2 separate regions of the Homo sapiens genome follow, and region 1 is linked to region 2. Evidence: chromatin loops called from intact Hi-C (ENCODE). Cell type or tissue: gastrocnemius medialis. All regions are shown on one strand. Each heading gives the region's core, and the rest is flanking DNA. Links, peaks and the distances in the headings are about the cores only.

Region 1 (8,000 bases), core at 1-8,000, 63 kb before region 2:
GTTGTTTAAGCCACCTAGTCAGTGGTATTTTGTTATAGTAGCCCAAATAGAATCTTTTTTTAAAAACTAAAACAGCCTTGGAGTTTTAAGGGAAAGCTTATTGAGGTAGAATTTCTCATTCGAATGAATGAAGAATAAGTAGATTTAAGGATGCTTCCCAAAATGTACTTAATGCTAGTTACTGAACATTATTAACTACATAATACATGCAAGGCTCACTTCTAAGTGAATATATTCAATATTTAGTATAACTGAGAAATAAAAGTTACATAAACACATTTACTTTTAAATGTATATAATTACAGCTTTCGATTAACCTCATCTCTATCATGACAAATGATATAGAAATCAAATTCTGTAGGATTCTGAAAAACACAACAAAATAAAACAACAAAAAAAAAGGGAAATAATCACTTACTTTCTGTCATTATTTAAATCAGAAAGTTGGTCAAAGATTATCTAAAACTGTCCCATTGGCTCTGCCTACATGTTAATTCCTCAATCTTATTTCAAGAAATCTAATCTTAATTATTATAACCAAAATTAATTAATTTAAAAGTCTAAGAAAATTTACATGGCTGTCCACTGTCTACTAGCAATACTAAGTTTTGCAAGATAGTTTATTTGACTCAGTAATAGGACACAGTATCTAATTTTACTAGTCTTGAAAAAAATGTTAAGAAAATAAGTTGGATAAAATATTTTCAAAATAAGATTCATATGCTGAGTTTGGTGACTAAGCAAACAAAAACAAACAAAAAAATCCCCATACTAATAAAATTTTAAGTCAAAAAAAAGTTTTGTTTGGATAGACTGCATGCTTAAAAGAAGTTGGTTTTTATTCTGAAAGTCATTTCAACCTTTTGCGACTTTCTTTAGAAACTGCCTTCTGTAAAAAATGTGAAGGTATGCTTCACGTATTTCTTCTAGGAAATACACAGGCTCTCTCTCTTTGTCCAGAGAATAAATGAAATATTTTTGGTCATTTCTGTGACACAAACATGAGTAAGTATACATGTAATACAGGACAATACAGTCATTTCTGCTGGAAACAGGCAGCTGAAGTAGGGGCAGAAAACAAGCCCTAGGGATCCCCCGATCAAGCTATTAACATTCGTTATCATCTTTGCAAAGGGCTCAACATCATACTTCCTCCATTTAAAATATAGCTAAAAGGGACACTGAACCCAGCAAACAAAACAAAACAAAACAAAACAAAACAAAAAACAAACAAAAAAACCCCCCTTATATTAAGAAATAATTTAAAAATTTCTGTCACTTCCAAGATTAGGATATAGAAAAAAATTTCTGTACACCAAGTAGAAAGCATTTTCTTAACCATGAGGGTGGCTTTTGCACATTCTACTCTTCTAACAGTTGATTTAGTATCTACTGATTTTGATATTCACAGTTAATTTTCTTCAGCTGTTGTTAAGGAAGTTTCTGGTTTAGTTTTGTGTTACATTTGGCAGTAACTGCACAGCAGTTACAGTGTTTTATTTTTTTCAAAACATGATGTAGACAAAGAACTCATTTTTCTAACATATAAAAAATTCTATAAATCAATAGGATAAAAACCCAGTAAGACAATAGGTAGAGAATATGAACATAAATGAATATTATAAAATCATTAAAATATGATCTAATTCACAATAAAAGAAATATAGATTAAAATGACATTGAGATACCTAAAAGAATAAAACCATCAGATGGGCAAAAATGAGAAAGTACATAATTCAATGTATTGGCAAGGATATGCAGAAATGGAAACATTATCAGTTAGGGTGTAAGCTGAAACAACTGCTGGAAAGGACTATTTGGCAATATCTATCTTTTGACCCAGCAATTCTATTCAGAACTTGTATCTCAGATATACCGTCACATGTGGTAAATTATCTCTACATAAGATTATTCATTACAGCTTTGTGATAGCAAAAGATGCCTATCAGGCTACTGGTTAAGTAAATTCTGGTACAACTGTAAGAAGTTGTACAGCTATAAAAAAAGAATAAAGATGCTCTTTATGCACTGATACAGAATGACATCCATAGAACATTAAGTGAAAAAGTGACTAAGATACAGAACAGCTAATGTGTATAGTATGACACTATTTGTATTTTAAAAAGGGAAGTCTATGTACGTAATTTTTGAAGGTACAGAAAAAACGATACTGCCAGGAAAGATATTTTTCACTATATATTTTAAAAACTTTTTTGAATGTTGAACCGTGAATATCTTAATCACTAAAAATAAATAAACAAATATACAAAAACCATGAAATGTAACTTCAAAGGATTTTTTTTTTTTTTTTTTTTTGGAGACAGGGTCTCACTGTCGCCCAGGCTGGAGTGTAGTGGCATGATCTCGGCTCACTGCAACCTCCACCTCCTTGGGTTCAAGTGATCCTCCTGTCTCAGCTCCCCAAGTAGCTGGGACTACAGGTGCATACCACCATGCCTGGCTAATTTTTGTATTTTTTGCCCATGTTGCCCATTTTTCACCATGTTGCCCAAGCTGAAAAATGGATCTTTTTAGGTACTGAAAATGTTGCATACGAAAATAGTGATTTTTATAGTTATACAATATTTTTGATTTACTGTGAATTAATAAGATTAAAAAAAAATTATCCCAGAATGTTTATGTTCACAGAACACAAAAACAACTGCCTCACACGGTCATTCACTTATTCCAGTGATGTCAATGCTTAAATATTTTTGGAATTCTTCAGGAACTATCTCAACCAGTCCACAGGTCCTTCAAGAAAATAAGTTTCCTCATAGGTACACTTTTTAGTTTTTGATTTAAAAAAAACAGCATTATTCTTTTTAGATCAACGTATTTGGTTCCACATGACTGGAAATTTTCAAAAGTGAAATCTACCCTCAAACAATAGGGATTTGAAGATAGTCAAAAGGACACAGCAAAGGTTTTGAAGGTACTGACAAACAGGCATGCTGTACACATTCTGATCAACAGTACCCTCATAAAAGCTATCTCCATTGAAAAAGCAGTATTTACCTGGATGTGCTCTGGTAGAACATTTCTAACAAAATTACTTAAATCACTTGGCCACACTGCTTGGGTGTGTGTGTGTGCATACACACAACATGTTTTGAAACCAGGTGGATTGAGATTTAAATCCTGGTTTATTCTACAAATACTACTTTGGGGAAGTTTTTGTCTGTGTGTGTTTATGTGTCTCCCTTTTCTCTGGACCTTTGTTTTCTCATTTGTAAACGAACCCAAGGAGACTTGTGGTTCAATGTGGCAGATATATCACTTATATTTTATTTTCTCTTCAAAAACACCACTGAAATAACTCAAGAAAGAAAAAAGGGGAACACAAATCTACAGCCGAAGGAAAGGCAGAAGAAATTTTCATGGCAGAAGACTAAAACAACGAAGAATTTCTGAAAGACAAAACACAAATGGAAACAAACTGATTGTGAAACTTCAACTAAACTAAAACACTTGCAACAGGAGAAAGAGATTTTCCAAAGAGAGGAATTTTCCCAGAACACCAGAACAACTCCAGGCTCAGTGGTCATTTGAGCAAATAAAGGAACAGGCCATGGGCAATTGCTGGATAATTATGGATGGCTGAACAGCTGCTGCCAGGCCATTGCTCTGAGTGCAGCTGACTCTGGCACCTGTCCATGGGATTACAATTGTGAGCATATGACTCAAAATGGGAGTTCTGCCCAGGGAATCTCCCAAAGGGGGTGCTAGGGCTGCCACAAGGGGTTTCCCCACCTCCAAGGCCTATTCCTCACAACAACTGAGAAGTAGGGCTTCTATAATCAGAATCTACATTCACTGCCAGGGGAAAAGGGCTTCTCACTTTAGCTAAAGAAATACACTAGCTACCAGTATTTTAAAATTCTAGATCTTTTTCAATATATATGGAGAGACAGTCAAAATTTACCAAACATTCAAGAAAAGTCAACAGGAGAAAGAAAGCAACTTTAATGAAGAAAGTAATGTTGAAGAAAAAAGAGTTAGTATAGAAAATGAGTGAACCCCAAATTACAATAAATATCATCATACAGATTAAAAAGTCTATTGCATCCATAAAAAGTAATAGACTCCTAAGAAAAAGAATGTTTAGAAATCTTAAAATTATAGCTATGATGAAATGATCTCAATAGATGGACTGAAGGGCAGGATGGACATAGCTGAAGATTTAGTTTTGATCTGGAAAGTTGAGCTCAGAGATTCTCTCAGAATACAGTGCAAAATGGCAAGGAAAAGAAAAGTATAAGAGAAAAAGATAAGTGTCATGGGGGATAGAGCCATTACTTCTAACTGTGTATCTCAGGTGGTGAAGGAGGATGATAATTAAACTATCCTATGCAAGATATTTGTACGTGACACAGTTCAGCTAAGATTGAAGACTAAAGTAAGGAAAGGTGCTTGATTTTCCTGGGCGGGCACAAACTTAAGATGTGGGCCAATCAATAATAGACTCTGGTTCTAGTAGACAGTAGTGATGGGACAATTTAGAGGTAAGAGTGGGGCAGAGAATTAGAAGTGATTCTTTTCTTCTTCTCTTTATACGCTATCATATTTTTGTTCCCATCTTTTTTCTTTCTTTTTCCTTCTGCAATCCTTAATTCTTTTTTCCTTTTTCACACCCAACTTGTTTCCTTAGCCTTATGGTCTCTGAATTCTTTTTTCTTTCCTGTCTATATCTACACATTGTAGACTGGTTGTCTGCATCTACTGACCTCCCCCATATCTACCTTGGTATCTTCCCCTCTATGCTCTTGGCCTTTGCGAACATATTAGCACGAGGTGAAACAGATTCTGGCCTATTTACATACTTTCACTTATGGAGCTGTACTCCGGAGGGGAAGCCTCAAGGGAGAAAAAAGCTGTTTGCCTCAATACAGACTATGACAGAAAACACCCCACTTTCACAACTTGCAAAGCTAGCAGATACTATTTCTATTAACTCTAGTTTTTATCAAGTTAACACACACACATAATTTTATAAGTCAGAACCAAGAGGCCCATAATAAATAAAGCAGTTTCTTGCCTCACCCCTTCCAGTCACTTAGTTACCTCCTTCTCAATAGAGGCAACCATCTGCAACTCTGAAAACTGTTTTCTTTGGCATTGCCTATTTATTTCTAAATATGCATATATTGCTATTTCTTGATGTCTCCATTTTAGATTTACTGACTTCCCCTCATTATAGATGAGGTCTTAGTTCTTCCACATGTACCTCTCTTACTACCATCCTGGTTCCCAATTCCCTAACAGAGATCATAGTTTTTTATAAAATCAAAAGCTAATATTTTGATTATGATTATGCAAATATTGCTCACTGCTAAGTCAAATTGTGCACTTTGTTCGAACCTCCTCTCTTGTGCCATACTTTCTTTTTTCTGGAGTTAATAATTTTCTTATGTTTTCATTTGTCAGCGGTTCTAGAATTTATCAGATGTTTCAACATTCTGACATAAATCTATCAATAATATTTTCTATAAACTCAAGGAGATCAATTCATTTCTTCTCTGGAGGCCTCCTTTCTAGAGGATTCGCCAGGCCCCCGGTTCAATATGCACTGGTTGTTCCCTAATCTTGTGGATCAGCTGTCATTCCTGGGCTTCCTTTCAGATCCTTTGCTTCCTCCGTCTCTTTTGGTTTTGTCTCTTTTGGTTTTCCCCTGTTTAAGGACATCTTCCAGGACCTTTGCTAGAAAAGGTGAATATATCAAGCAGATAAAATCTGAGGTCTTTTATATCTGAAAATGCTTTATTCTATCTTTACAACTACAAGAAATGTGATAGTTATTGGCTGGAAATCATTCTACTCTCAGATATTTCTAAACTAAACTTCATTGATGTATAATTTACATACAATAAAATGCACCCATTTTAAGTTCAACAAATTTTGTACAGTTCAACAAATTTTGAGAAAGGTATAAACCCAGGACTTTCCACTCAAATCAAGAAAACAGAATATTTCTATCACCTCTAAAATTTCCTTCATGTTCCTTGGCTATCAATCTTCCTAACTCAGGCAAACAATGATCAGACTTCTATTACTACAGATTAGTTTTGCCTGTTTGAGAGCTTAAAAAAAATCTGAATATATATGGCTTTTTTCACTTAGCATGTTTCCAAGAGTAATTCATCCTATGTAATAGTATTATAGTTCCTTCCTTTTCATTGCTGAGCAGTGTTTCATTTTATGAATACACCACTTACTTGTTGACAGACATTTAGTTTGTTCCGGTTTGGGGTTTTTTTTTTTTTTTTTTTTTTTTTTTGGGACAGAGTCTCACTTTGTAGTACAGGCTGGAATGCAATGGTGCGATCTCGGCTAACTGCAACCTCCACCTCCCAGGTTCAAGTGATTTTCGTGCCTCAGCCTCCCTAGAAGCTGTGATTACAGGCGCCCGCCACCACACCTGGCTTTTTTTTTTTTTTGAGACAGAGTCTCATTCTGTCGCCCAGGCTGGGGTGCAGTGGCGCGATCTCGGCTCACTGCCAGCTCTGCCTCCCGGGTTCAGGCCATTCTCCTGCCTCAGCCTCCTGAGTAGCCGCCCGGCTGATTTGTTTTTTTTTTTTTTGTAGTTTTAGTAGAGATGGGGTTTCACCATGTTAGCCTAGTTTTGTATTTTTTTTTAGTAGAGATGGAGTTTCACCATGTTGGCCAGACTGGTCTTGAACTCCTGACCTCAAGTGATCTGCCTGCCTCAGCCTCCCAAAATGTTGGGATTACAGGTGTGAGCCACCGCGCCCACCCAGTTTGGGGCTATTTTGAATAAAACTGTATGGATATTTGTAGTCAAGTATCTTTATGGACGTGGACTTTCATTTCTCTTGGTTAAATACCTAAAAGTTGAACTGTTGGGTTACATGGTAAATGTATGATTAACTTTATGAGAAATTGCTGAACAATGTTCCAAATTTGCTATACCACTTTACATGCCATTAGCAATGTAAAAGTTCAAATTGTTCCACACCCTTGCCATCACTTGCCATCACTTGGTATGGTCAGTTTTTAAAATTTTGGGCATTCTAATGGGTATGCAGTGGTATTGCACTGTAGTTTTAATTTGCATTTCCTTGATGATTAAAGATGTTAAGTATCTTGGCCGGGAGCAGTGGGTCACACCTGTAATCCTGGCACTTTGGGAAGCCAAGGCGGGTGGATCACTTGAGGCCAGAAGTTCTAGACCAGCCTGGCCAAAATGGAGAAACCCCATCTCTACTGAAAATACAAAAAAAATTATCCAGGCATAGTGGTGCACACCTGTAATCCCAGCTACTTGGAAGGCTGAGGCACGAGAATTGCTTGAACTTGAGAGGCAGAGGTTGTAGCGAGCGGCAATCATGCCATTGCACTCCAGCCTAGGCAACAGAGAGACTCAAAAAAAAAAAAAAAAAGATATTAACCATCTTTTCACATGCTGATTTGCCATTTTCATATCTTCCTTTGTGAAATATCTTTTAAAATCCTTTGCCCAGTGTTTAGATTGGACAGTTTTTCCTACTATTGCATTAGTGTGGTACATTTGTTAGAACTGATAAGCCAATATTGACACATTAGTATTAACTAAAGTCCACAGTTTACATTAGAGTTCACTCTTTGTGTTGTACATTCTGTGGATTTTGATATTTTGACCAATACAGAATGACAGGATAGATACATGTCATTGCATACACATGATTTATATATATATATGTGTATATGTCTATGTACATTTATTTATACATGATATGAACACAGGGGATTTTTAGGTATGATACTTATCACATAAAATCCCCTGTGTTCTCCTTATTCATCCTTGCCTTTGGCAACCACTGACAACAAACCCCTGGCAACTCCTGATCTTTTGACTGTCTCCACAGCTTTGCCTTTTCCAGAATACGGCTGGAATTATACAGGATGTGTAGCCTTTTCAGATTGGCTTCTTCTCAGCAATGTCTTTTCATGGCTTGATCGCTTCCAAGTTTTGGCAATTATGGATAAAGCTGCCATAAACA
Region 2 (12,504 bases), core at 1-8,000:
ATGATGCTATATACACAAAAACATCAGAGCATCTACAGATAAACCATTAAAACACATAAGAAGATTCAGCACAATGGATGGATCTGAAGAATAACCAAGAACGTCTTGTTTCATCACATATCAAGGCAATTATCATAAGAAAGCTCAGAACCAGATCCCTATATATACAGGAACTTGACTTATAATAAAGGTAACGGAATAAAAACAGTCAAGGGTAGTGTCATTACTGATAACTGGGAAAAACAATAAATACAATTAGGTCCCTATATTACACCATGCACAAAAATAAATTTCAGATTAATTAAAACCCTAAACATGTATTAGAAGAAAACATATAAAAATACATTTAAAACCTTAGAGTAGAAGAAAAATTATTAAACAAGACCCTAAAAAGCTTGACACATGAAAACCTATGGCTCTGTATGTCAAGAGACATCATAAATAATGTTAACCAACAGGTTGGGAGAAGATACTTGCATCAGTTATAAACAAGAAAAGGTTAATAACCAGAAAATTTAAAGTAAGTCTTAGAAACAAAAAATAAAAGAACAAACAACCCAGCAGGAACATGGGCAAAAGATACAACCAAGAAATTCATAAAGGAGGAAAATATAAATGAGTAAAAGACCAAAAAAAGGTGATCAGTTTATCTAATCATCATGGAAATGCCCTTTAAACTATAACCCCACACCCATTAGACTGGCAAAGTGTTAACATGAGAAGAGAACAGTGATAGTAAGAATGTGGGAAAAGAGGAATTCTCAATGCCTGTTATTTGAAAAACAATGTGGTACTTACCTAGTGAACATAAAAATTTACCTAGATATTAAAGAAACTCTTTTTTTTTTTTGAGCCGGAGTTTTGCTCTTGTTGCCCAAGCTGGAGTGCAGTGGCACTATTTTGGCTCACTGCAACCTCCACCTCCCGGGTTCAAGTGATTCTCCTGCCTCAGCCTTCTGAATAACTGGGATTACAGATGCCCGGCACCACAACTGGCAATTTTTTTTTTTCTTAAATAGAGATGGGTTTTCACTATGTTGGCCAGGCTGGTCTCAAACTTATGACCTCAGGTGATCCACCTGCCTCGGCCTTCCAAAGTGCTGGGATTACAGGAGTGAACCACTGTACCCAGCCAAAGAAACTTTTATGTATAAAATAGGAGATATGTGTGAGGATATTTGCTGCAGGGCTGGCTGTAACATTGAAAATTTGTAACAGGCTGTTTATCTCTAGGGAATGTATTTGTAGAAAAATATATTTTTCAAAGATGGTATATTCATGTAATGCAATACTAATCAAAAGTTAATGGGACTGAATATATCTATGCATATTTAAACCTCAAAATCCATGTTGAAAAAGTATACTATAGAAAATATATACAGTATTACATAAATTATGTAAATGTAATATTCTATATTGCTCAGATACCTGTGTGTGTATATATATAAAATACACACATAATTATTAAAAATAGATTAAAATACTGCAGACAAATCAATTGTTAATATTGTATTACTTTTAAACAGGATTATGCAAATATGATAACATATTAACAAAATAATAATATGATAAAATATTATCAATTACATTCTGTTGTATGATATAGTGTCTTCGCCTATATTCTTTTATATATTTAAAAAATTTCCCCAAACAAAAAATTAAATGTAAAAGATATTTATTCTTAGCTTTTCCTTTAAGGACTGATTTTATACACAGATAAAACAAGAGCATTAATTTTTGACACACTTCTAGATTGCATCTTGATCTCAACCTTCCTCCCAGCATCTGGACACTTACTTGTGATTATGAGTACTCAGGTTATTGTCTCTCTCTGACAGCTCTCTGAGCTGAGTAAGATAAATAGTCACTTTTCTTTCTCGAGCCTGGAGCCCTGGCATTCTCCTGTTAAAATCCTCCTTTTTTTCCTCCCATGAGAGAAAGCAGCATGTAATCCAAGGACAGAAGAGTCTTCTGTAGCTTTACTCTCTAGATCAGTGATTATCAACTAGAGGTGATTTTGTTTCCCCTGGCCCCAGGGGACATTTGGCAATGTTTGGAGACATTTTTGGTTGTCACAACTAAGATGCTACTGACATTTGGTGTGTAGAAGCAGGGATACTGCTAAACATCCTACAAAATACAGGACAGCTCCCCCACAACAAAAAATTATCTGACACGAAATGTCAATAGTGTGGAGTTTGAAAAACTTTCCTCTAAATCCTAGAAGATGAGTGGAATAAAATCTCCACTCATTCTAGGAAGCTGCTCTCAGGTAGGAAGCTAGCTGCTCTTTTAACCTAATATTAAATGAGCAGCTAGGGTATGTATCTGCAGAAAAACATATTTTTCAAATGTGGTATATTCATGTAATGCAATACTAATCAAAAGTTAATAGGACTGAATATAACTATGCATATTTAAATTTATCTGGCATTTGAGGTTTCTTCTCTATCTGGCATTTGTGAGGGTCTCCTTAGCATTAGGTTCCTTTTAGCCTGTTCAAGGTGGTCATATTCCTTATAACAAACCAAATATTTAACTACACAATCATTTTTTAAAATCCTGATATTTCTTAGCTCCATTAATGCCATAATGTTCTAAGATAGCAATTAAAGGTGTATAATAGATTTATATATTCATTTGACAAATCTTTACTGTGTTCTTACTATATATAAGCCACACACTGTTTTAGGAACTAAGGATACAATGATGAGCAAGAACAAACAAGGTCCTTTACCAAGTGGCAGCTTAGAGTCTAGCGGGGAAGCCAGAAATTCATGAAATAATCACACTAGTAAAAATCTGCAATTATGGATCATGGCTATAAAAACATCTGAGACAGATACATGAATGGAGGAACTTGATCTAACAGTTATGGAAGGAAGAGAAGGCTCTCTTTAAGTATGTAATGACTAAGCTGGCATCTGAAGGATGAGTAGGTGTTAACTAAAGGAAATCAAGAGGAAGCAAGCTGGATTGAGGGAGAAACATGTGCAAAGACCCTGGGGGAAGGAAGACAACATGGTGAGTATGAAAGACTCAAAGAAAGCCACTGAACTTGGAGTAGATTAAACAAAAGCTCTGAAGTGGCAGTGAAAGTAATAAAGCAGCTCTGCCAAAAATAGACTAAGAGGAGTGTTCCTACCTTGATGCCAGTGTGTCACATGGCGATCCTTTCCTCTTATGTGAGTCTGGGTTAGCAGGGTCGGATGAACTGTCCCCGAGGCCACTCATGTTGAAAAACTTCACACCTAAACAGGAAGGACAACAGTAAGAAATCTACCCTTATGACCTTTCCAACCAAATAAAGGTAGGGAAGCTCCCCTCTGTTAGAAAATTTCTAAAAATTGTGCTATATCAATGAATAGATAATTACAGCCATCATAAAAACATGAAGATCTACATAAAAGTACAGAGGTCATCAGATAGTGTTTCTATACTTTCTTTTCTACATCTGTAAAATAAAATTAATAATCCTTTGTGAAATTGTTACAACCAATTAGGATGAAAACATGGTTAGAATAATTAAATAGATACTGAGATTTTTTTTTCCAAAGAGAAAATAATCATTTTCACGTGTAAATGTAGAAGCCGAATGTTGAACTGGAGTCAGAGAAATTATTCTTTGCATTTATTATTTAGAAGCTGCTTTTCAAAAGAATTTAAAATAACTTTCACTCATAAGGTTTGGGATTTTATATTGATAGGAAGATAAATAGTACATACATAATTAAGTTAAAGTGATAAACTAGATTTAGATTTTGAATTGTACGCTGTGAGTTCTATACTCCTAACCTTTTGTTTATGTAGTCAGGCAACAAAGATCAAATGTTTAGTCTATGTTAGGATCTTGGTATAGATCCCAGAGAACACAAAGTCATTCCGCCTAGCACACCAGCCAGGTCTCTCACATGTTGCACCAGTTAGCAACTGCACTTAAAGATCCCTGCTGATCTGTCCCTCATCAACCATTATTCTCCATATAATCCCTAATGAAACTCAGAATCCTATCCTTGGTCTTACAATCATCACTACCTTTTGGATTTTATTAGTGCCAAACAACACACTTCACCATTCTCTTTTACTCCATCTACCCTTATAAAAGGAAAGAAAATTCTTGTTAAATGGGAGAACCTTTAGCTTTTCCTTAAATTCTAAATTATTAAACTACAGCACTGTATGTTAGCAGCCATACTGAAAAACTTTATTATAAAGAATGCTGAGAATCTCTCACATGGCTTTAACTGGTATGTCTGAGTAAACCCTTTTCTCTAGTCTTAAAACTGACTCTGCTTCTAGCCCTTTTCTGAAGATTAATGACTGTCATATTTTTTGGTGTACAAATAATCCCTAACATTTTAATCATGAACTTATTATTTCATGCAACCAAAAAGGCACATTTTCAATTTCTCCATATTAGAAGTGCTATTTATGAAAATTTCCAACTCTTAGGATCATAATTTTACAATTTTTTATTCTTCTCTTTTACTCATTTCTAACTGGCATTCAGATCCTGCTAATTTTTCCTTAACAAGATTGTCTCTTCCTTCTTCATTCCCAGATACAGTTATAATCCTCATTTGGAACCAAATACCTAATTGTAGATTAATGCAAGATCCTTTAATCTTGCTTCTCAATTCTAGTCATTCTCACTTCTAATCTGTCCTATAAACAGCAGCAAAAGCATCCCTGCTTAAGTATCATTTTCAAGGTCTCATTTCCCTGATAAGGAGTCAACTAGATTTGCCTACTGCAACATGGTAGTTAAAAGGATGGGCTTCCGTGCCGGGAAGAAATGAAGAGAAAAGGGAACTCGTATACATTTTTAGTGGGAATGTAAATTAGCGTAGCCATTTGGAAAAGAGCATGGAGGTTCTTCAAAAAACTAAAAATAGAACTACTATATATCTGATACAGCAATCCTACAAATATGCATATGTCCAAAGGAAATGAAATCAGTATGTTGAAGAGATATGTGCACTCCAATATTTATGTGGCAGTATTCACAATAAGCCAACATATGAAATCAACCTAAGTGTCCATCAACAGATATATGGGTAAAGAAAATGTGGTATATATACACAGTGAAATATACCAGACAGCCACAAAAAAGAATGAAATCTTGTTATTCATGGCAACATGGACAAACTTGGAGGGCATCATGCTAGGTGAAATAAGCCAGCCACAGGACAAACACTGCATATTCTCACTCATGTGTAAACTAAAGAAGTTAATCTCATAGAAGTAGATAGCAGAATAGTGGTTACTAGAGGCTGGGAAGGATGTGAGGAGGAGAGGATAGCCAGAGGTTGTTTAACAGATCCAAAAGTATAGCTAAATATGAGAAATTAGTTCTAGTGTTCTATAGCATTGTAGGTAACTATAATTAACAACAATTTATTTTCGAATAGCAAAAAGAGTAGATTTTGAATGTTCCCAATGCGAAGAAATGAAAAATGATTGACGTGAGGGACATGCTAATTACTCTGATTTGATCACACACATTGTACACATGTATCAAAGTATCACACTGTACCCTATAAATATGTTCAATTATTATGCAACAATTAAAAATAATAATAAAAGCAAAAACAAAACAAAACAAAAAACCAGCATGGGCTTTGGGGCCAGAAAAACTTTGTTTAAATCCTGGATTAAACACTACCTGCCTGTCCTTGGGCAAAGTCTCTCTATAAACCTATTTCCTTCTCATGTATTTCTTGTCTCAGTTGGTACACTGCAGTCATTCTAGCCTCTTCTCTCATATCCTGCATGCAAGCAAATGTCAGTTTTTACTTCTTCCTTTTTTTTTTTTTTTTTTTTTGAGACGGAGTCTCGCTCTGTCGCCCAGGCTGGAGTGCAGTGGCGGGATCTCAGCTCACTGCAAGCTCCGCCTCCCGGGTTCACGCCATTCTCCTGCCTCAGCCTCCCGAGTAGCTGGGACTACAGGCACCTGCCACCATGCCCGGCTAATTTTTTGTATTTTTAGTAGAGATGGGGTTTCACCATGTTAGCCAGGATGGTCTCGATCTCCTGACCTAGTGATCTGCCCACCTCGGCCTCCCAAAGTGCTGGGATTACAGGCGTGAGCCACCATGCCCGGCCATTACTTCTTAAATATTTCCAAAATCCATCCTTTCTTCATATTCTCCTTTACCAAGATCTCAATTCAGGTTCTCATTTAACTCTTTTGCTGGACTACTAAAATAGCTTCCCAAATAGCTTCTCCCTGTTTCCGGTCTTGTCCTCCTTAAGTTTATCCTCTGCAGACCCACCAGAGTAGGCTACCAAGTGTATATCTAATCATGTCAATCTCTTACTTAAAACCCTTCACTAAATCCTCAATGCCCATAGGACAACATCCAATCTCCTAAACATAATATATAAAGTTTGCATCTGCTCTCACCTATTGTGTGAGTCTATTATAGGATCTGGTGAATGAATTACTAAATGACAGTCCAATCAAGTGTTCATAGATTATATATGCCATGTATTATGTATTGCATATTACTATATGATCTACATATAAATAAAATTATGTTATATATATCATCTGTATATACAAGCATATAGATTATATATGTTAACTTTAGTTTCAACTTCAAGAAAAGACTTTAAAAATAAAATCCTTGGTAATATGTACTCAGCAAAGGTAAATATTAGACAAAAAGGTAAATACTAGCCAAAAAACTTTAAATTGATCTCAGTGTGGGAGAAGACCAATTTAAATTAGCTGCAAATATTTACTGAGCTCTTACCATATGCCAACCTCTGTTCTACGCACTAGAGATAGAGCAGTGAATAAAATTTACAAAATAACTGTCCTCATTAAGTTTCATTCTATTGTGACAGAGACAACAACACATAAAATTAAAAAGTAAGTTATAATACTTACTCTGGAGAAAAATAAAGCAAAAACAGAGGCTTAGGTATGTGGAAGTGGAAGGGAAGCAAGTAAGGTAATTAGGAAAGGATTCACTGAAAAAGTGAGAGATATGAACAAAGGTAAGAAGGGGGTAAGGGAGAGACAGCCAAGAGAATGATAAATGGAAGAAGGGTGCTTCTGGCAAGGGGAGGTAGAAGGACCTTAAAGCAGGAGCATAACTGCTTTTTGAGAAACATGAAAGAGGTGAGCATGGCTAGAACCTGGGGGATGGGGGAGTAAGTGACGAGTTCAGAGAGATAATAGGAGGCTATACCATGTAAGGTCTTAAAAGTCATTGCAAGGACTAAGTCCCAGTGACTGAGGCAGTCACTGGAGGATTAACAACAGAAGGATGATAGGATTTGACTTTTATTCTAAGACTTCCTCTGTGAAGAGTAAGTACAATCTTTCTCATCTTAGTAATCCGGTATCTGAATGTCCACAATCTTTCTCATCTTAGTAATTTGGTATCTGAATGTCCACTTGTTAACTGGATGTTTTCATTTGGATATCCCACTGTCACCTCAAATTAAACATGTATAAAAAATGATATACTTTTAAATTTCAGATTTCTGTTAATGATAAATGAGATGAACTGCATTACAGATTAATGTCTTAAAAAACAATTTATTAAACCTTCTATGGGGGTGACTGGAGAGGAAGGAACACACAATAAGGAAAATATAGAAGCCTAGTTGGCCTTTGCAAAATTTACAATTTAATATGAACAACCCCAATGCAAGGCAAATATACCAGACTTGCAACAGCCACCACAAAACAAAGTCAAAAGACCAACATGGTTTTGTTACCATCCATTCTAAAACTCAAACACAAAATAAAAATAATCAGTCCATTGTATTACTGGAACTAACAAAATATACACCTTGTTTTCCTGCAGAGATTCACAGAAGCATAAATAAGATTAACCAAAGTTCACATAAGTAAAGAAGTCATATAATTTCATATAAATAAAATGTATTTTAAAATTTAGTAATACAAAAATGAAATAATGCAATAAATTTGTAATAATGAAGCATCAATTCTAAACTTTTCTACAAAAGTAGAAACAAAAGAGAGAAGAAAATGCTGAACAAGGAAGTTGAAAGACATGACTTTAGAATTTGCCCAATTCAAAAGAAAAGAGTTGGCTAACGCTTACTTCATGTTCAGGGGCCATTTTTTGTTTCCTTAGCTGCTCATCTTTTCGGCCTCCAATGAAATTAGGTTATGTCCATCTAAGAATTTATCCATCTGAAATTCTACTTGTTCTCAAAATAATCCTGGGCCTATGTTTTTTTATTACAATGTGCTATAAGTTACAATTATTTTGTCTCCCTTTTGGGATTGTGAACTCAAAGCCAGTTATTAGATCTTTTTATTGTATATCCAATATCTAACACAATACCTAAAGGATAGAGAAACTAAATAAATAGGTGATGAATTAAAAACAATTAACCTATCTTACTAATACAACATTTAAGATTTCTAAAACAAAGATATTTAATTTGTATGGTTAAATATTTTCTGAAATATTTTTAAAATCTTTGAAATTATTTCTTATAATTGAGAAACATGAAATTTCTTAAAATCCTTATTGTCTTTCAATGGGAAAAAAACAGCAAACTGCCTTCTTGGTCTAGAAATTAGGGAATATTCTAATTTTGAAAAAGTAAAGATCTATTATTTTGTAAAAAAACAACCCGTGATATTTCACAGTACTACAAACCCAAGCCATGCTGCAGTTACATGATCTGAATAATACAATCTCACAGATTGAATAATTTTGAGTAATAAATACCTCTGGATCTAAAGCAAGATTCCCATATGTACTACCCTTAGACTACTAGCTGGAGATTCACAACTGCTATATCTGAGATTCTGGGGCTAGGGAGAGCAAACAACAAACAACAGCAGCCAGACAGGCTGGCCTACTGAAATAAGAGCCAAGAGCTGAAGAGCTATGAGACAGTCACCCATAATTTGCTGATAGTATGATTCTGGTATTAACTGCTTCCTGTTTACAAAACACAATAAACAAGGCAATGTAAAACTTCTCATGAGGAAAAACTATTACAGTTGTATTTATGTGAAATGGCTTTGTATTTCGCAGTCAGGGTACTTAAATAAGAATCATTAAGAAAATAAATGCTGGTTTCAGGAAACCAATTTGCATATCACTATTTAAAAAGAGGTAAGGTTTCTAAGTAAAAGTACCCTGTTGATTTAAAAAGAGTTGCTAAATTATACCCAATCTTATGCAATCTCTAGAGAGTAGTTTTAGGAACTAGAAACTACATTTATCTCTGTTCAAATGTACCAGACTAAACCAAACAGGTGAAGGCTAAAGAAATAGAACTGTGCCTTATAATTCAGTTGAATTTAAATTTCTACATAAGAAATCTGTCATTCATTTCTTGGATTTAGCTGAGAACTGCATAATTTTAAAAAGTCCCTGCCAATTAGTTAATAAACATTTCTAATAATATATTTAAAAATGCTTAGCAGGCAGTTAGCACGAAGAAGCATTTATATATAGTGAGAAGGATACTCTGAGAGCTAAATATCCCCAAGTTAATAGTTGTATGAAGGGCATCACACAGGAAAAACATGATAAATAGAGATCTGAACTAGGTAATTTCCAAAAAAATGTTTCTCAAACTGGAGTCCTAAGACACGTAAGGGTCTTTGAAACAAGTTTTCATTTTAGCTGTTCATTTCAATGACAACCAAAATCTTTCTCATGTGGTAAGGAAGGATAGGGACTTCAGGATTTTCACTGCCTTTTTAATAATTGAATAATATTCTATTGTTTGGAGATGCCATATTTTGTTTATCCATTCACCAGTGGATGGATATTTAGGTAGTTTTCACTTTTTGAATATTATCAGTAATGCTGCTGTGAACATTTATGTACAAGTTTTTATGTGGCCATGTTTTTAATTCTCTTGAGTATTTAACTAGGAGTGGAACTGTTAGGTTATACAGTAACTCTTTAACTTTTTGAGGAATTATCAAAGCCAGTTTTCCACAGTAACTACACCATTTAAAATTCCCACCAGTAATGTACAAGGGTTCCAGTTTTCCACAACCTCACCAAATAAAGAGTTATTTCCTGTCTTTAAAAAATTACAGCCATCCTTGAGGGTGTGAAATGGTATCTCATGGTTTTGATTTCTATTTCCCTAATCACTAATGACACCAAGCATCTTTTCTTGCACTCATTGGCCATTTGTATGTCTTATTTGGAGATGTGTCTATTCAGCTCCTTTGCCTATTTTTTAAAAACTAAATTTTACTGTGTATATTTATGATTTACAACATGATGTCATGAGATGAGGATATGTAGTAAAATGGTTATTATATATATTATGATGGTTATATTATTATTGTAAATGAACAAATGAACATATCCATCATCTCCCATAGTTACCCATTTTTCCCCACTATGGCAATGTTTTATTCTCTATCTCTGTATATTTGCCTTTGTTTTTAAAGATGCCTCATGTAAATGAGATTATGCAATATTCTTCTTTCTGTGTCTGACTTATTTCACTTAGCAAAATGTCCTCCAGGCTCACCTATGTTGTGGCAAATGGCAGGATCTCCTCCTTTTTAATGGCTGAATAATATTCCATTGCATATATATATTACAACTTCTTTATCTATTTGTCCACTGAGCAACCCCTAGGTTGTTTCCATGTCTCAGCTATTGTGAATAATGCTGCAATGAACATGGGAGTGCAGACAGCTTTATGAGCTGATTTCATCTCTTTTGGGTATATACCCAGAAAAGGTATTGCTGGGTCATATGTTAATTCTGAGTCATATGTTAATTTCCTTAGGAGTATCTATACTGTTTTTCATAATGGCTGCTCCATTCTAAGTTCCCATCAAAAGGGTACATGGGTTCCCTTTTCTCAACACCTTTGCCAATACTTGTTATCTTTTGTCTTTTTGATACAGGTTGAGCATCCCAAATCTAAAAATCCCAAACCTAAAATGATCCAAAATCCAAAAATTTTTGAATGCCAACATAACACTCAAAGGAAATGCTCATTGGAGCATTCTGCATTTCAGATTTTCGATGCTCAACTGGTAAGTATAATGCAAATATTCTAAAATCCATAAAAATCCAAAATATCAAACAATCCTGGTCCCCCAAACATTTTTGATAAGGGATACTCAACTTGTAACAGCTATCCTAATAGCTGGTAGATGTGAGGTGATAAAGTGGCTTTTACTTACATTTCCTTGATCATTTTATGATGTTGAGCAACTTTCATATACTTGTTGGCCATTTTTATGTCATCCTTAAAGAAATATCTTTTCAGGTCCTTTGCCTGATCTTTATCTGGGTTATATGTTTTCTTGCTATTGAGTTGTAGGATTTTGGGTTGGGTTTAACTTGTCTTTTTATTGAGTCATAAGAGTGCTTTACATTCGGGGTATTAGACCCCTATCAGATATATGACTTACAGATGATTTTCTCCAATTCTGTGGTTTCTCTTTTCATTTTCTTTACAGTATTCTTTAATGAACAAAAGTTTTTAATTTTAATGAAGTCCAACTTATCTACTTTTTCTTCTTTAATAGGTCCAATGTCTGGCCCCCTTAGGGACAGATACTACTGATTGTTATTTTTCCTGTATATGGGCCAAATATTTTTGTTTCTTTGCATGCCTCCTAATTTTTGTTGAATACTAGATATTTTGAAGCTAATTGAATGGGTAGGGATTTCCTGAAATCCCTGGAAACAAAAGTTCTCTCAAAATCCACAATGCCAGGGCCCAAATTGAGATGGTAGTTATCCTTGGCCCAGAGAAGAGACCCTGCTCCCCTAAGCTTCTACCATAAATCACTGCCAACGTTCTTAACCATTATGGCCAAGAATAAAAAGCAAAATCAAATAAATGGATTCAAAGCAATCAATGAATTCTTAAAAATCAAAACACCATTTAATCTTATTTCATATTCTACTATAAAATACTAGATTTTTCTTATAGTGCTTTTTGTAAAAGAGAATCCTGTGCAGTCTTTTAAATTTATTATGCTAATAATAAAGACATTATCAAGGATTTGGTAACTTGCCCTCTAAATGTATCTTAATGTTTGAAACAATATATTTAATACGTCTGTGTTTACCACTAAAAGCTTATTCCACAGACTAAGCGACAATGCTTTTTTTCTTTGCATTAATTTTTCTAAATACAAATAAGTTTGAAAAAAGAAAAGTTTATTTTGTTTTCTATTAACAAATACATAGAAAAAGGAAAACCAAATTAGTTTTAAAACCTAATATTTTCCTCATATTGGCTTCATTTAAAATTTAATTTTAAGATGAAGAATAAACATTTGCCTTATTAAAATATTCCTAGTATATTCACGACTGAGGGAAAATAGCATTGTATCACATATTTGTGGCAGCTATCTTATTAGAACAAATTAGCAAAATAACTCAACATTTCCTTATGAAACTATGAATCCAGTTATCTTAAGAGTGACATAGAGTTATGCAGGTATACTGCACATGTCTTCCAAAATCCACTTTAATTTGTGTTGGTATTTCTTGAGGAAAAATC

Evidence for each region. Hi-C counts contacts between places; a loop is a spot of excess contacts. Peaks named below come from ENCODE experiments on the same cell type or tissue, not always from the same donor. Only the 100,000 strongest peaks of a DNase experiment are listed, where the experiment ranks them.
Region 1: a loop joins it to region 2, with 2.8 times the contacts of the local background. A loop is called at or near these places in 1 of 110 quality-filtered maps.

What each region holds. Positions count from the first base shown.
Region 1 is chr2:24,717,306-24,725,305 of GRCh38, reverse strand. The region is part of intron 14 of NCOA1 (nuclear receptor coactivator 1); the gene reads right to left. Among named protein-coding and RNA genes, the nearest start is that of PTRHD1, 72 kb to the left of the region's middle. In gastrocnemius medialis, for the core only: no CTCF peak of the experiment used is centred there; a DNase peak (open chromatin) is centred at 3,645; H3K27ac peaks cover 3,552 bases.
Region 2 is chr2:24,649,408-24,661,911 of GRCh38, reverse strand. It overlaps NCOA1 (nuclear receptor coactivator 1), which reads right to left. Exons shown (of 23, transcript NM_003743.5): 5 at 3,146-3,251. The coding sequence starts at 3,234. Among named protein-coding and RNA genes, the nearest start is that of PTRHD1, 140 kb to the left of the region's middle. In gastrocnemius medialis, for the core only: no CTCF peak of the experiment used is centred there; DNase peaks (open chromatin) are centred at 3,191 and 3,911; H3K4me3 peaks cover 410 bases; H3K27ac peaks cover 7,809 bases.